Linked DNA regions of Homo sapiens: region 1 is linked to region 2. Evidence: chromatin contacts called from ENCODE Hi-C or POLR2A ChIA-PET data. All regions are on one chromosome and are shown on one strand. Each heading gives the region's core, a stretch centred on a gene start or an enhancer-like site at or near the end of the contact. The rest is flanking DNA. Distances are from core to core; before and after follow the strand shown.

Region 1 (7,404 bases), core at 2,366-4,865, 81 kb before region 2:
GGTGATACGCCTGACCTCGGGTGATCCACCTGCCTCAGCCTCCCAAAGTGCTGGGATTACAGGCGTGAGCCACCATGCCAGGCCTGTGCTTTTATTGCTGAATAACTCCATTGTTTTGCTATATCATATTTTACATGTCAGTTCATGAACTGATGGACATTGGGTTACGTCTATTTTTTTGGCTATTATGAATAATGCTGCTATGAGCGTTGTGTACAGGTTTTTGTGTGGGCACGTTTTCTTTGTTTTTCTTTTTTGGGACAGATTCTAGCCTTGTTGCCCAACTTGGAGTGCAGTGGTGTGATCTCGGCTCACTGCAATCTCTGCCTCTCTCGTTCAAGCAATTCTCCTGCCTCAGCCTCCCAAGTAGCTGGGATTACAGGCACCCATCACCACGCTGGCTACTTTTTGTATTTTTAGTAGAGATGGGGTTTCACCACGTTGGCCAGGCTGGTCTCAAACTCCTGACCTTAGGTGATCCACCTGCCTTGACCTCCCAAAGTGCTGGGATTACAGGTGTGAGCCACTGCGCCCGGCCCTTCTTTTTTAATTTTAATTTTAGGTTTTGGGGATACATGTGAAGGTTTGTTGCATAGGTAAATATGTGTCATGGGGGTCTGTTGTACAGATAATTTCATCACCCAGGTATTATGCCCAGTACCCGATGGTTATCTTTCCCGCTTCTCCCTCCTCCTACCCTCCCCGCCCAGTGTCTGTTGTTTCCTTCTTTGTATTCATGACATGTTTTCATTTCTGGGTACATATCTATGAGAATTAATAATGTGTTTTTTTTAACGTATTTACACTATGTTTATCTTAATAAGTGTATTAAACATAAACTCTGTTTAACCTTCTGAGGAGCTGCATGCTGTTTCCAACTGGGTGACCATTTTACATTCCCACCTGCAATGTGCATTCCCACTCTGCATTTGCGCCAACACATGCTATTGTCTCTCTCTGTCATTTTTATTTTTGGCAGAGGCAGGGTCACACTATGTTGCCCAGGCTGGTGTCGAATTCCTGAGCTCAACCAATCCTCCTGCCTTGGCCTCCCAAAATGCTGGGATTACACGTGTGAGCCACCATGCCTGGCCTCTCTCTTTTTGATTACAGCCATCCTAGTGAGTCTGAAGTAGAGTCTCATTGTGGTTTTGATTTGTGTGTCCCTAACGGTTAATGGCATTGAGTATCTTTTCATATGCTGTTGGCCATCTGTATATATTACCATTTTAAAGTTTGGTTATTTGTCTTTTTTGTTTGCTTGTTTGTTTTGAGACGGAGTCTCACTCTGCCACCCAAGCTGGAGTGCAGTGACTCAATCTCAGCTCACTGCAACCTCTGCCTCCCGGCTTCAAGCAATTTTCCTGCCTCAGCCTCCTGAGTAGCTGGGATTACAAGGCACGCACCACAAAGCCCAGCTAATTTTTGTATTTCTTTTAGTAGAGACAGGGTTTCACCATGTTGACCAGGCTGGTCTCAAACTCTCAACCTCAAGTGATCCACCCGCCTTGGCCTCCCAAAGTGCTGGGCTTATAGGTGTGAGCCACCGTGTCCAGCCAGTTGTCTTGAGTTGTGTCCTTGGAAGCACATGTTTTTAATTTTTATGAAGACCAATTTCTTTTTCTTTTAGCTGCTTGTGATATTGATCTGTGTTGTCCCACATGTACGACACTGTTTTTACCACCACAGCTTTACACAATGCATTGTCATATAGAGAAGAACATATCCCCTTAGAAACATTTAGAGACCTAGGAACAGAAGCTACATCTGTGTCTCAGGTGGTGGTGAAGCCAGATGGTGGATCCTGGTGCCAGTACCCCCAGGGCTTGTATACCATAGGGAAAGGGTGGTTCAGAAGGGATGCACTGGACAACTGAAGTATGATAACATCAAGATGGTGTGACCCCATGGCAGGATTTATGGTAAGTATGTACTCTTACACAAGGAACAATAGACAAACTGGAAATCTTGGAGTCCTTTCCAGAACTGGAATTAATCAGAAGTGAACACGGTGAATTAGAATACAGGATGAAGTTGCTTTAGTCTCCCTAGTTGCATTAGTTAAAACCACACAAAAGAATAAAAGTGGAGTTTAGATCACAGATTGGAAGTGGATAAATCTGAGCATGATCAGCATGCAGGCTGTTGCTAAAGTCTTGGGAACTGATGAGGCTAGAGACTATCTGCTAAGTGAGGAAAAAGGAAAGAACCCCAGTGAGCCATAACAAAGAAAGTGAAGGTGTGGACAGAAGATGCAAGCTCAGTGGCCAGATCAGGGAAGGTGTGGCTTGGCATAGAAAGGGTTATTCTCTCCTGCTAAAGCAGGAATCCTGGCTGAAACTGTTATAGGGAGTTGGACAGGCAGGAGCAGGGCAGGAGAGGGCTCTCCCCCACCCACTAGGTGCCAGGGAGAGGCCATTTCCTGACGGTCCACACTTGATGCACTGAAGTGTTAATTGAATGCAGACACCAAGGAGACGCACCTTCCTGAGCATGCACATTAAGAGACCAAATGGCAGAGCATGGCCTCCCAGGGCACATCACCAGAACAGTGAAGAAAGCCTCAGATGGGCATCCGTACAACTTCCTACACACTGTGTATGTGCCCACCTCCCAAGGGTAAGGAGCACACTGTGCATGCGGGCAGCTCGCCGTGAGGGAAGAATCATGGGAAAAGGGCCAGCCTTGGTCCTAGAATGTCCTAGGATCAAGGTTAAACACCGCACTGGACCTCAGCACCCACGTGGGTCTCCTTCAAGTGTACTTCTCCTTTCTTTCCTGTTCCAAAGCTTCTTAATGAACTTCCACTCCTGCTCTGAAACTTGCCTCGGTCTTTTCCTGCCTTGTGCCCAAGTCGAATTCTTAACAGGCAAGAAGTGAGATTGCTGCAAACCCGTACAGATTTGCTGCTGGTAACTCAGATACCTTCCACCCGTAACAAAACCAATGGCCCGCCTTGCACATGCCCGCACCTGAGCCCTATTAACAGCCCCACCACTGGACAGGGGGTTTTACTTTACACAGCACTGTCACAAACAGCGAGAGGTGCTGCAACCACGTGGCCAAGTCATCTGGTTAGCCTTCCCTTAGCACACTTCAAACCTCCTCTCTCCTCAATATCCTTGATACTGCCCTCAGACCCAGGCCTGGGTCCTATTAGCTGATATCTGAGGTTCCTACTTCACTCGGAAGGGAAGCCAGAGACTTTATGCCCACCATCAAAACTACAAGCTCTGTATAGCAATGCCTGTCACCTCTGCCTTCACCCTAAAGAGGGAAAAACAGTCTTCATTTGTGTTCTGAACTCCATCTCCCCTCCGACTGTCAGCGAATCCTTTCTCCTCTACCAGTGAACAAGCATGATTGAGGAGAGTTCATCCTGAAAAAACACAAAAGAGCTTCCAAACCCCTTTAGAGGCCCCCACCTCTGTTCCTCTTCACGGCAAAACTTCTTCCCTAAATTGTGCAGGGATCCGGTGCTGCTTCCTTGTCCCCACTTCACTTTCCAACCCACTTCTCTAGCTCTGTCCTCATCAGTCTCTCATCAAGAGAGTCAACAGCCCCTGCAGGGGAAGCGTGAGGGCCCTCTCTGCTGCTTCCGATGTGGCCTACTGATCTTGACATGATGCTACTCCCTTCTCCTCTGGCTTCAGGGCCTCCCTCCTGGCAGTTCGCCGGCCACCCACCTCCAGCTCCTCCTCTGGGCTGGAGCCTGGCTATCTCTTACACCCCCCCAGGTCCTCACCCCCACTTCCCAGCTGTGTAGTGCCATCTCCCAATCTGTACATCCGTCAAAAGAAAGTCACAGAAGGGATGATAAACAGCACCAAATGCCACAGAAGAGGACTCAGAGGGGTCTCCCAAAGCTGAGGAAGTCACTGAGGACCTTGGGGAAAACATTTTCCGTGGAAGAGACAGAAGCCAACACACAGGAGGGGGAGGCAAATGCAGGAAGCAAATGTAGGTTACTCTGTCTGGGAGTACAGCTGGGAGGCCAGCGAGCAAGAAGGGGTATGGGGGGTGCTGAATGGAGGAAAGTGACACGGAGGAATGTGAACACGTGGCTGGGGGGAGTTTCATGCTGAGAAGCCAGGGACAGAAGAGGGGGCTGTGTGAGAGGAGGCAGGCGCAGCGAGAGACAGGCTCTAGCACTGGATCATACCCAGCGACACCTCCCCGGCTCAGCTGACATTCCTTCTGGCCTGTTCCCTCTACACTGTCTCAGACACACGATCTTGCTGCCTGCCCACTCCTACCTGCAAAGCCCTTTCCCTTCTGGCTCAAGGCTGCGCTTGCCTGACCAGTCCTAAAGAAGCACACTTTTCTCTTGCTTGATTCTTCCTAGAACTGACATGGACTCTGCAACACGCCTTTAGAAACTGGCCTTCTACCGGGCGCAGTGGCTCACGCCTGTAATACCAGCACTTTGGGAAGCCGAGGCAGGCGGATTACCTGAGGTCAGGAGTTTGAGACCAGCCTGGCCAACATGGTGAAACCCTGTATCTACTGAAAATACAAAAGTTAGCCAGGCGTGGTGGCCGGTGCCTGTAATCCCAGCTACTCGGAGGCTGAGGCAGGAGAGCTGCTTGAACCCAGCAGGCGGATGTTGCAGTGAGCCGAGATCGTGCCACTGCACTCCAGCCTGGGCAACAAGAGCTCCGTCTCAAGAAAAATACAAAAGGGCCGGGCGCAGTGGCTCACGCCTGTAATCCCAGCACTTAGGGAGGCTGAGGCAGGTGGATCACAAGGTCAGGAGATTGAGACAATCCTGGCTAACACAGTGAAACCCCATCTCCACTAAAAATACTAAAAATTAGCCGGGCGTGGTGGTGGGTGCCTGTGGTCCCAGCTACTCGGGAGGCTGAGGCAGAATGGCGTGAACCCGGGAGGCAGAGCTTGCAGTGAGCCGAGATTGTGCCACTGCACTCCAGTCCGGGCAACAGTGCGAGACTCCGTCTCAAAAAATAAAAATAAAAATAAAAAAAGAAGAAACTGGCCTTCTAGCCAGCTGCTATTGGTGTATCTTTTCTTCCCCAACAGACTAGAAGCTCTCAGGCAAGAACGGAAATCTCTGCTTTCATCAATCAATCACCACTCATTAGTAGCGTCAGGGACTTAGCAGGCACTTTTCTAATTTTCACTACTTCACACCCCAGCTCTCTCCTTCCCTGACCCCCATCTCCACAGTTAGGTCCACTTTGGATTTCCTTACATTGACTCTTCCAAACTTTTTTTGAAAGCGTAGGCTTTCCTTGGCTTCTGCAAGCTACCGCGTCAACTATGAACCACATGGTACTGACTCCCAAATCGATCCCCAGCCCAGAGGGCTTCCCAAAGATTCAGAATCTTTTTTTTTTTTTTTTTTAAGGCGGAGTCTAGTTCTGTCGCCAGGCTGGAGTGCAGTGGCGTGATCTTGGCTCACTGAAACTTCCACCTCCCTGGTTCAAGCGATTCTCCTGCCTCAACCTCCCAAGTAGCTGGGATTACAGGTGTCTGCCACCACGCCCAGCTAATTTTGTATTTTTAGTAGAGACGGGGTTTTGCTTTGTTGGCCAGGCTGGTCTCGAACTCCTGACCTCAGGTGATCCACCTGCCTCGGCTTCCCAATGTGCTGAGATTACAGGCGTGAGCCACCATGCCTGGCCAACAACAGAAATTTATTGCTCACAGTTCTGAAGGCCGGAAAGTACAAGATCCAGGCCCCAGTAGATTCGGCATCGCTCTCCGCTTCAAAGATGGTGCCTTCTCACTGCATTCTCAACATGGCAGAAGGGGCAACACAAGTCCCTCAGGCCTCTTTCATAAGGGCGCTAACCCCATTCTTGAGAGTGGAATCCTCACAGCCTAATCACTTCCCAAAGGCCCCACCATGTTGGGGATCAAGTTTCAACATATGAATTTTAGGGGAACACAAACACTCAGACCACAGCATTTGGCTCCTGAACCCCCAAAAGTCATGTCCTTTTTACTTGCAAAATACATTCAGTCCACCCCAATGGCCCCAAATAGAAACTCATTCTAGCATCAACTCAAAAGTCTAAAGTCCAGAGTCTCATCTATCATCTAAATCAGATATGGGTGGCTGGGTGTGGTGTATCATGCCTGTAATCCCACACTCTGGGAAACCAAGGTGGGCGAATCACTTGAGGTCAGGAGTTCAAGACCAGCCTGGCCAACATGGTGAAACCCTGTCTCTACTAAAAATACAAAAATTAGCTGGGCATGATGGCAGGCACCTGTAATTCAGCTACTCAGGAAGCTGAGGCAGGAGAATCACTTAAACCTGGGAGGCAGAGGTTGCAGTGAGCCGAGATCCCACCAGTGCACTCCAGCCTGGGTGACAGAGTGAGGCTCACTCTCTCGCTAAATAAATAAATAAATAAATAAATAAATAAATAAATAAATAAATAAAATTTAAAAAAATCAATCAATCAATCAGGTATGGGTGAGACTCAAAGTACAATTCATCCTGGGGCAAATTCCCCACCATCTGTGAGCCTGTGAAATCAAACGTGTTATGTGCTTGTAAAATACAACGGTGGGACAGGCATAGGACAGACATTCTAAAAGAGAGAAACAACAAAGAAGAAAGGGGTAATAGGTCCCAGGTAAGTCCAAAACCCAACAGAGCAAACCCCATTCAATCTCAAGGTTTCTGAACAACCTTCTTCAACTCTATGTCCTCCTACCTTCTGGACACACTGGCAGGGACATGTTGCTGGGCTCTGGGCAGCCCTGCCTGTACAGGTTTGCTGGGCACAGCCCATGCAACAGCCCTCACTTGTTGGAGTTGCATGCCTGTGGCTCTCCCAGGCTGGAGTTGCACACTGGTGGCTCTACCAGTCTGGGGTCTCAGAGGCAACCCTACCCCCATAGCTCTGCTAGGCAATGCCCTAATGGGGACTTTCTGCAGGGGCCTTACCCTGTGTCAGTTCTCTGCCTGGGCCCAAGGCTCTTCAGGGCATCCTTTACAATCTAGGTGGGGGTAGCCATGCCCCTACAGCTTGTGTATTCTGTGCACCAGCAAAGACAGCGCCATGTGGATGCTGCCAAACTACCTCGGGCTGCCAAGGAGCACTGCCCCAGAATGCTAGGAACAGAGCCTTGAAATGGTTCTGCCCCCAACACCCTGGGCCTTCTGGGCCTGTGATGGGGGTGACAGCCCCCACATGCCTTCGGGGTCATCCTTCCATTGTCTTGATTAGTACCTGGCTTCCACATCCATACTAGTCTCCTTATCAAAGGATGGCTTGGCCACACCTTTCATATTCTCTCCAAATACATTTATTCTTTTTTTTTCTTTTTGAGACAGGCTCTCGCTCTGTCACCCAGGCTGGAGTGCACTGGTGCAATTTCAGCTCACTGCAGCCTCAATCTCCCAGGTTCAAGTGATCCTCCCACCTC
Region 2 (7,056 bases), core at 3,673-6,172:
TCTCCTCCTCCTCCCGCTGCTCGCCATCGGCCGCATCCTCCTGAGTATTTCCTCTCTCCATGTCCTTTCTCGTGCGGTTTTCCCAGGCTCCTGGGAAGGCCTCGGAGGCCTCAGGCTTTACAGACCCCGCGTGCCTGGGACCTGCCTCCAGGCTCCTCTCCTGCTCCTCTTTGCTCAGGGCCAGAACTCCCATGAGCTCCACCTCCCCTGCCTCCCTTTCCTCGGGTTGCTTAGTTGGGGTCTGGGCGCCCCCCATCAGCTCAGGTCCTTGGCCTTTGGTGACGCTGTGTGTGAGGCCACCCCATTCCACGCCCAGTAGGCCACAGCTAGTCTGGGCCGCCTCACTCTCCTCCCCTGTGAGCTCCTCCTCAGGCCTGGCCTCTGGAGTTGCCTCCAAGTCGGCAGTGCCTTCAGCCTCTCCATCTGAGGGCAGCTCAGCCACTGGATCCCTGCTGCTCCCTCTCTCCTCCTGGGCCTCCTCTGCCTGTACCAGCTCTTCCATCCTGGCCCGGTCGGCCCTGATCCCCAAGTCCTGCCTCATCTCAGCCTCCTTACCACGCAGGTCTACCTGGCCCTCAAAGCTCTCCCCTGCCTCCTGGCCTCCCACAGCTTCCCTCCCTGCGGTCTGGCTCTCAGCAGCCTCTTCTGTTCTTTCAGTGCCCAGGACCTGGGGCTGTTTGGGGAAAGGGCTCACCTCAGCCTCTCTCTCCTCATCCCCCTCCTCCTCTAGGACCCAGACTTTTCCAGTAGCCTCTAGGAGCCTTTCTCCTGGGACTGCTCCATATTCTGTCTGTCTGACTCCCAGCAGGTCAGCCTCCTCTTTGCCTGAGGTTGTCCAGGCCTCGTCCCCTCCTGAGGCTGTCCCGGCCTCCTCCCCTCCTGAGGCTGTCCCGGCCTCCTCCCCTCCTGAGGCTGTCCCAGCCTCCCCGCCTGAGGCTATCCCGGCCTCCTCCCCTCCCGAGGCTGTCCCGGCCTCCTCCCCGCCTGAGGCTGTTTCAGCCTCCTCCCCGCCTGAGGCTGTCTCAGCCTCCTCCCCGCCTGAGATTGTCCTGGCTTCCTCCCCATCTAAAATTGCCCTGGCCTCTTCCCTACCTGGGGTTGTCCTGGCCTCCTCTCTGCCTAAGATTCCCCAGTCCTCAGGCTCTGCCCCTGGGCCCCACGTCCCCCATGCCCTAGTGCTTTCACAGGCCTTCTCCACCACTACCACCTCTTCTCCTTTCCCAGCCCCTTCGGCCCCAGGCTCCTCAGTTTCCCCTGCATCTGCCTCCCTGACCCCCTGCTCCATCTCCCGGTTGTCCCCTGCCGCCTTTGGCCCAACAGCACCAGCCTTCCCCTCCGTCTCCCCATGCCAGGTCCACTCTGACTCCGCCCCTCTGGCCATCCCTGGCTCTCTTGCCCTGACCTCTTCCTCCTCCTCCTCCTGTTCCCAGCTTCTCAGCCTCTCTTCTCTGTTCACTTCCTGCTCATGGGACTCCTGCCTCTCCTGGGCTTGGCCGCTCCTGTCTTGGCAAGCCCCAGACCCTGCCTTGGATTTCTTTCTGGCCTCCAAGTGGGCGCTTGGCTCCTGGCACCTGGCAGCCTTGGCTGTCTCCCCAGCCCCACTGTCCTGCCTCTCTGCTTGGGACCCATGGGAGCTGCCATCTCCCCAGCCCCAGGTCTGTTCTACAGCTGAGCTCCCCACTTCATGTCTTCTGTCATCTCCAGGCCCTCTCAGCCTTCCAGCCCCCTCGTTTTGGCTGCCTCTAAGGCCCTCCAGGTCCTCCTGGGCTTCCTCCTCTACAATCTTCCCTGTCTTTCCCACCGCCACCACCCCCAGTTCCTCAGCCGCCTGCGCCTCCCGCTCTACAGTGGGGACTGCATCTCCCAGGAGGTAGGAGACAAAGGTGCCGAGGGAATCCTAGGAAAAAAGAGAGAGAGAGGGGAGAGTCATTGAGGAGAGTCCCAGCCCTTTCCCTGGGGGCCCTGGCTGGAGGAGCCCAGGTTAAGGAAGAGGGTACTGGGATCTGAAAGGAGAAGAAGAGGATTTGCAGAAGGAGCCAGAAGGGGCATCGATTAGGGGTACGAGGACGCATGGTTGGAGGTGGGGACTGAAATTCAGAAAATATTAGGCCAGGAGTCTGCCTGAACCTGAGAAAGCAATCTCCAGTTTGAGGAGATCAGAAGGAGGAGGGGAAAGGTGAGGCCCCAGGGGAGGTGCCCGGAAGTGAGGCCCCAGGGAATGGGGTGCAAGTATCTGGCAGCTGTCTGCCCTTCTCACCAGTGCCCCCCTCAAGGCCTGGTGCAGCCCAGGGAGGTATAGCCGGAGGAAGTCCATCCTGTCTGTCTCTGTCTGTGTGTCCAGAAAGCTGATAATGACCGTCCCCACCCACCAAGACAAGCCAACCTTCCCCAGGACCAAAGGCACTTCCTCTTCCCCTGTCTCCCTGATGCGTCCCCACCCCAGGCCCTGCCCACGGCCCCTGATGCCCACAGTAGCCCCCACTGCAGCCCGGGAAATGGGTGTACATCACACAGGGGACTCAGGTGCACATTTGGAAATAAAGGACAAGCAAGAGGCCAGAAAGGACAAAGTGGGAGCAGGAGACCTTAGAACTGGGGAGGGGGAGAGGGAGGGGACATGTGGCAACAGCAGCTCAAGTGACTCAGGTCTCGTATCCGCACCTCAGCCATTTCTGCCTCCCCTACAAGCCACAGCCACTCTGCAAGAGGAAGCTGGGGTTTGTGGTTCCTGTTTTGCCTGGGAAGAAAGAGTAGCAGTGAAGAGGGGGCTGGTGGGAGCTCTGACACATTTCGGCGTCATTAATGCTTCCCCCAGGGGCGGAAGGGGCCGGATTGGTGGCTCTGGGGTGCATCCCCTCACCTATGATTAGGCTTGCAAAAAAGAACTTGGCTAAACTTTATATTGTGGATATCTGTGTCTGCCTCCCACCTTCCTGTGACTTCCTTGATGGCAGATGCCATGTATGAAACGCTGCTGAATTTCTAGAGCCCTGCACGTTAGTAGGATTCCATTTTCCATCAGCTGAGTGACCTGGGAGGCACACTAGAGAGGGCACATTTCTTTTCTTTTCTTTTCTTTTTTTTTTTGAGACAGTCTCACTCTGTCACCCAGGCTGGAGTGTAGTGGCGCAGTCTCAGCTCACTGCAACCTCTGCCTCCTGGGTTCAAGTGATTCTCCTGCCTCAGCCTCCCGAGTAGCTGGGATTACAGGTGCGTGCCACCACACCTGGTTAATTTTTGTATCTTTAGTAGAGACAGGGTTTCACCATGTTAGCCAGGCTGGTTTCGAACTCCTGACCTCAGGTGATCTGCCCACCTTGGCCTCCCAAAGTGCTGGGATGACAGGCATGAGCCACCACACCCAGACGAGAGGGCACATTTCCAACTGCATTCTGAAGGCCTGGTGGTGAGAAAGAGCATATAGAGGTGGCACAGCCCATAGCAGAGATGAGGCCAAGGACAAGAAGAGAATGCAGGATGCCGCTTTCCACCTAGAAGAAGGTAAGGGTATGATTCCTTATTTGGAACTACATAAAGTGACCTTGCTCTACTTCTCTTCCCCATACCCTCCTTCTCCCCTCCCCAGCCCCACTTTCCTATTCCAATTAGGGCAATTCTATGAAATCACAGCATCAGAATCTTAGGCCTTAAAATCATTTAGTCTGGCCAGGTGCAGTGGCTCACGCCTGTAGTCCTAGCACTTTGGGAAGCCAAGGCAGGTGGATTGCTTGAGCTCAGGAGTTTGAGGCCACCCTGGGCAACGTGGCAAAATCCAGTCTCTACAAAAAACACAAAAATTAGCTGGGCACAGTGGTGCGCACCTGCTGTCCCAGCTACTCGGGAGGCTGAGGTGGGAGGATCACCTGAGCCTGGGAGGTCAAGGTTGCAGCAAACCAAGATCCTGCCACTGCACTCCAGCCTGGGCAACAGAGCAAAACCCTGTCAAAAAAAAAAAAAAAATCTGGTCTAAGCACCACCTTTGATGGAGGCAGGAATCCTGCAGCAGCCTGGAGCCAACCCAATGGCTCCCTGCCTCTGGTGCTCTATTTCTTATCACCATACAGGTCTCTAAGGTCACCTTTAGGTCTAACATTGTATGAATGATTGTCAGCAACTTTCCAATTTTTTTCATATACATATATTTTTTTTATTTTATTTTTTACTTTTTCTTTTTTTGAGACAGGATCTCACTCTGTCACCCAGGCTGGAGTGCAGTGGCGTGATCATAGCTCACTGTAGCTTCAACCTCCTGGGCACAAGTGATCCTCCCACCTCAGCTTCCAAGGTACCTGTGACTACAGGAATGCGCCACCATGCCCGGCTAATTTTGTTATATATATATATATATATATTTGTACCTTGGTTTTCTCATCTGTAACACCAGGGGTTGAAGTGCTGTGATATTTTTTGGTTCTAGGATAATTTGGAAATAGGGATCTCTTAACATCTTGGATACTGCCAATAGATCATTCACGAAATCCCTTTAGATGAGTGTTATGTTTACTTAGGTCTCTAAAACAATTTGTAAGGTCAACAGATGGGGATAAGAATGACCTGAAGCTGGTCGTCTTTGTTCGCAACCAGAAACAGTCCTGCCTCAAAAAAAAAAAAAAAAAAAAGGGAGTAGGCAGGTGGCCATATTTGTTTCTGGCAAGTGAGTGCTGAAGGAAAGGAGCTGAAGCCTCCCACAGTCATAACTGGTGCTGGCAGGCTACTGTCTCGGTCTTGGGCGCCACTGATCTAAGGTCACGGCTCTGCTTGCTGCTCCCACCCGCTCCAGTTTAAAACCTGCGGTTCCAGGGTTCTCCAGCCCCTCCCTTTTTCACGCTCCGAAGCCGAGAAGGCCCAAAGCGAAGACAGAGAGGACCCGGAAGTAGGGAAAACCTCTGAGCACGTGATGGGGGAACACGCGGGTGCTGTCACGTGATCCGACAAACGGCCTCTGCATAGTGCAGAACATTCTGCTGCTCTTAAAGGTACAGGCCTCAGGGTCCCTGCTGTAGACGGGGCGGGGGAGAGTACGATGGGTGGGGCGTGGTGGGTCGTAGGGCGCTCGAGATGGAGCCCCCAGCTTCCTTGATGGATCGCGGGGCGCGAGTGCCCTAGACAAGCCGGAGCTGGGACCGGCAATCGGGCGTTGATCCTTGTCACCTGTCGCAGACCCTCATCCCTCCCGTGGGAGCCCCCTTTGGACACTCTATGACCCTGGACCCTCGGGGGACCTGAACTTGATGCGATGGGAGGCTGTGCAGGCTCGCGGCGGCGCTTTTCGGATTCCGAGGGTGAGTATTCCCGCCCACCCTCATGGAACGACCACCTCTGGCTCGCAGCCCACCTGAGGGGAATGAGAGCTGACTCGGCCCCGGGAGGACACGCAAGGAGCGGTCGTGCACCTGAGAGTAGGTGGGGGTCATGCCCTCTTCTCGCTCTCCCAGGGGAGGAGACCGTCCCGGAGCCCCGGCTCCCTCTGTTGGACCATCAGGGCGCGCATTGGAAGAACGCGGTGGGCTTCTGGTGAGTGGCCTGAGACTTCAGCGAGTGACAATGGCATGAGAAGAGGGAAGTGACCGGAGGAAAGGGGGAAGAAAGAGTTAAGCTGCGCAAAGGAGCTGAACCCACAAATATTTACTGAATCCACTGGTTTGCCCCAGGGGCAGCATGTAAAATTTCCAAACTTCACTCCTTATCACCTTCCGGATTTAGCAAGATCCTCATACCTACCACCTGTAGGATTATTTACTTTTTTCTTCCAGCCAATTCAGCCTTAACGTTTTTTAGTGCACATATTTTTAAAAAGAAAACTTTAAATCACGACTCCACTTGGAAAACCAGCGTTTTCCTAGTGAACGTTTAAATAAATGCATCACTACTAAAACTTTTTTATTTTTTTAATTTATTTTATTTTATCTTATTTTTTTTTCTTTTTGAGACAGGGTCTTGCTCTGTTTCCCAGGTTGGAATGCAGTAGTGCAATCACAGCTCCCTGCAGCCTGGAACTCCTGGGCTCAAGTGATTCTCCCACCTCAGCCTCCAAGTAGGTGTGGCTACAGGTGTGCACCACCGCATCTGCCTAATTTTTATATTTTTTTATAGAGATGGGGGTCTCACTATGGGACCTGGGCTGGTCTCAAACTCGTGGCCTCAAGTGATCCTCCTACCTCAACCTTCCAAAGTGCTGAGATTACAAGCATGAGCCACCATGCCGGGCCTGAACCTTTTTTTTTTTTTTTTTTTTTGAGACGGAGTCTCTCTCTGTCCTCCAGGCTGGAGTGCAGTGGCGCAATCTCGGCTCACTGCAAACTCCGCCTCCCAGGTTCACACCATTCTTTTGCCTCAGCCTCCGGAGTAGCTGAGACTACAGGCGCCTGCCACCACGCCCGGCTATTTTTTTGTATTTTTAGTAGAGATGGGGTTTCACCGCGTTATCCAGGATGGTCTCGATCTCCTGACCTCGTGATCCGCCCGCCTCGGCCTCCCAAAGTGCTGGGATTACAGGTGTGAGCCACCGCGCCCAGCTTTTTTTTTTTTTTTTTTTAATTTTATTTTATTTTTGAGACAGAGTCTCACTCTATCACCCAGGCTGGAGAGCAGTGGCACAATCTCGGCTCACTGAAACCTCCACCTCCAAGGTTCAAGCTATTCTCCTGTCTCAGCTCCCCGAGTAGCTGGGATTACAGGTGCGTGCCACCAGACACAGCTAATTTTTTGTATTTTTAGTAAAGACAGGATTTCACCATGTTGGTCAGGCTGGTCTAGAACTCCTGACCTTAGGTGATCCGCTTGCCTCCACTTCCCAAAGTGCTGGGATTACAGGCGTGAGCCACCGTGCCCCGCCCTGACATAGGGGCTTTGGGATCACAGACTTGGATTCACTTCCAGCCTCCAAGGCCTCTCCCAGAAACTCTCTGTGACCACTCTCCTTTTTTTTTTTTTTTTTTGAGATAGAGTCTCGCTCTTGTAGCCCAGGCTGGAGTGCAATGGCACAATCTCGGCTTACTGCAACCTCCGCCTTTCGGGTTCAAGTGGTTCTCCTGCCTCAGCCTCCTGAGTAGCTAG

Evidence for each region. A loop is a pair of places that touch in the nucleus more often than their neighbours do. ChIA-PET counts read pairs that join two places held with the same protein, here RNA polymerase II (POLR2A). Pooled maps may share reads with other maps.
Region 1: a loop to region 2 is called in a pooled map, with 1.9 times the contacts of the local background. The contact joins the enhancer-like site here to the promoter of CLN3 in region 2. A Hi-C loop is called at or near these places in 1 of 50 pooled maps. POLR2A ChIA-PET finds 5 or more read pairs at or near these places in 6 of 52 experiments (H1, Panc1, WTC11 and 1 more).

Annotation. Positions count from the first base shown.
Region 1 is chr16:28,569,553-28,576,956 of GRCh38, reverse strand. The region is part of intron 1 of SGF29 (SAGA complex associated factor 29); the gene reads right to left. Among named protein-coding and RNA genes, the nearest start is that of SGF29, 19 kb to the right of the region's middle. Within about 2 kb of position 3,615, at least 7 of the 41 ENCODE cell types and tissues checked have a DNase peak (open chromatin) inside an H3K27ac peak, as active enhancers do.
Region 2 is chr16:28,489,940-28,496,995 of GRCh38, reverse strand. CLN3 (CLN3 lysosomal/endosomal transmembrane protein, battenin) reads left to right here and starts at 4,922. Exons shown (of 16, transcript NM_001042432.2): 1 at 4,922-4,976; 2 at 5,161-5,282; 3 at 5,436-5,514. The coding sequence starts at 5,237. It overlaps APOBR (apolipoprotein B receptor), which reads right to left and starts at 2,353. Exons shown (of 4, transcript NM_018690.4): 1 at 2,258-2,353; 2 at 1-1,897. The coding sequence starts at 2,314. RefSeq lists enhancers at 4,712-4,911, 4,251-5,040.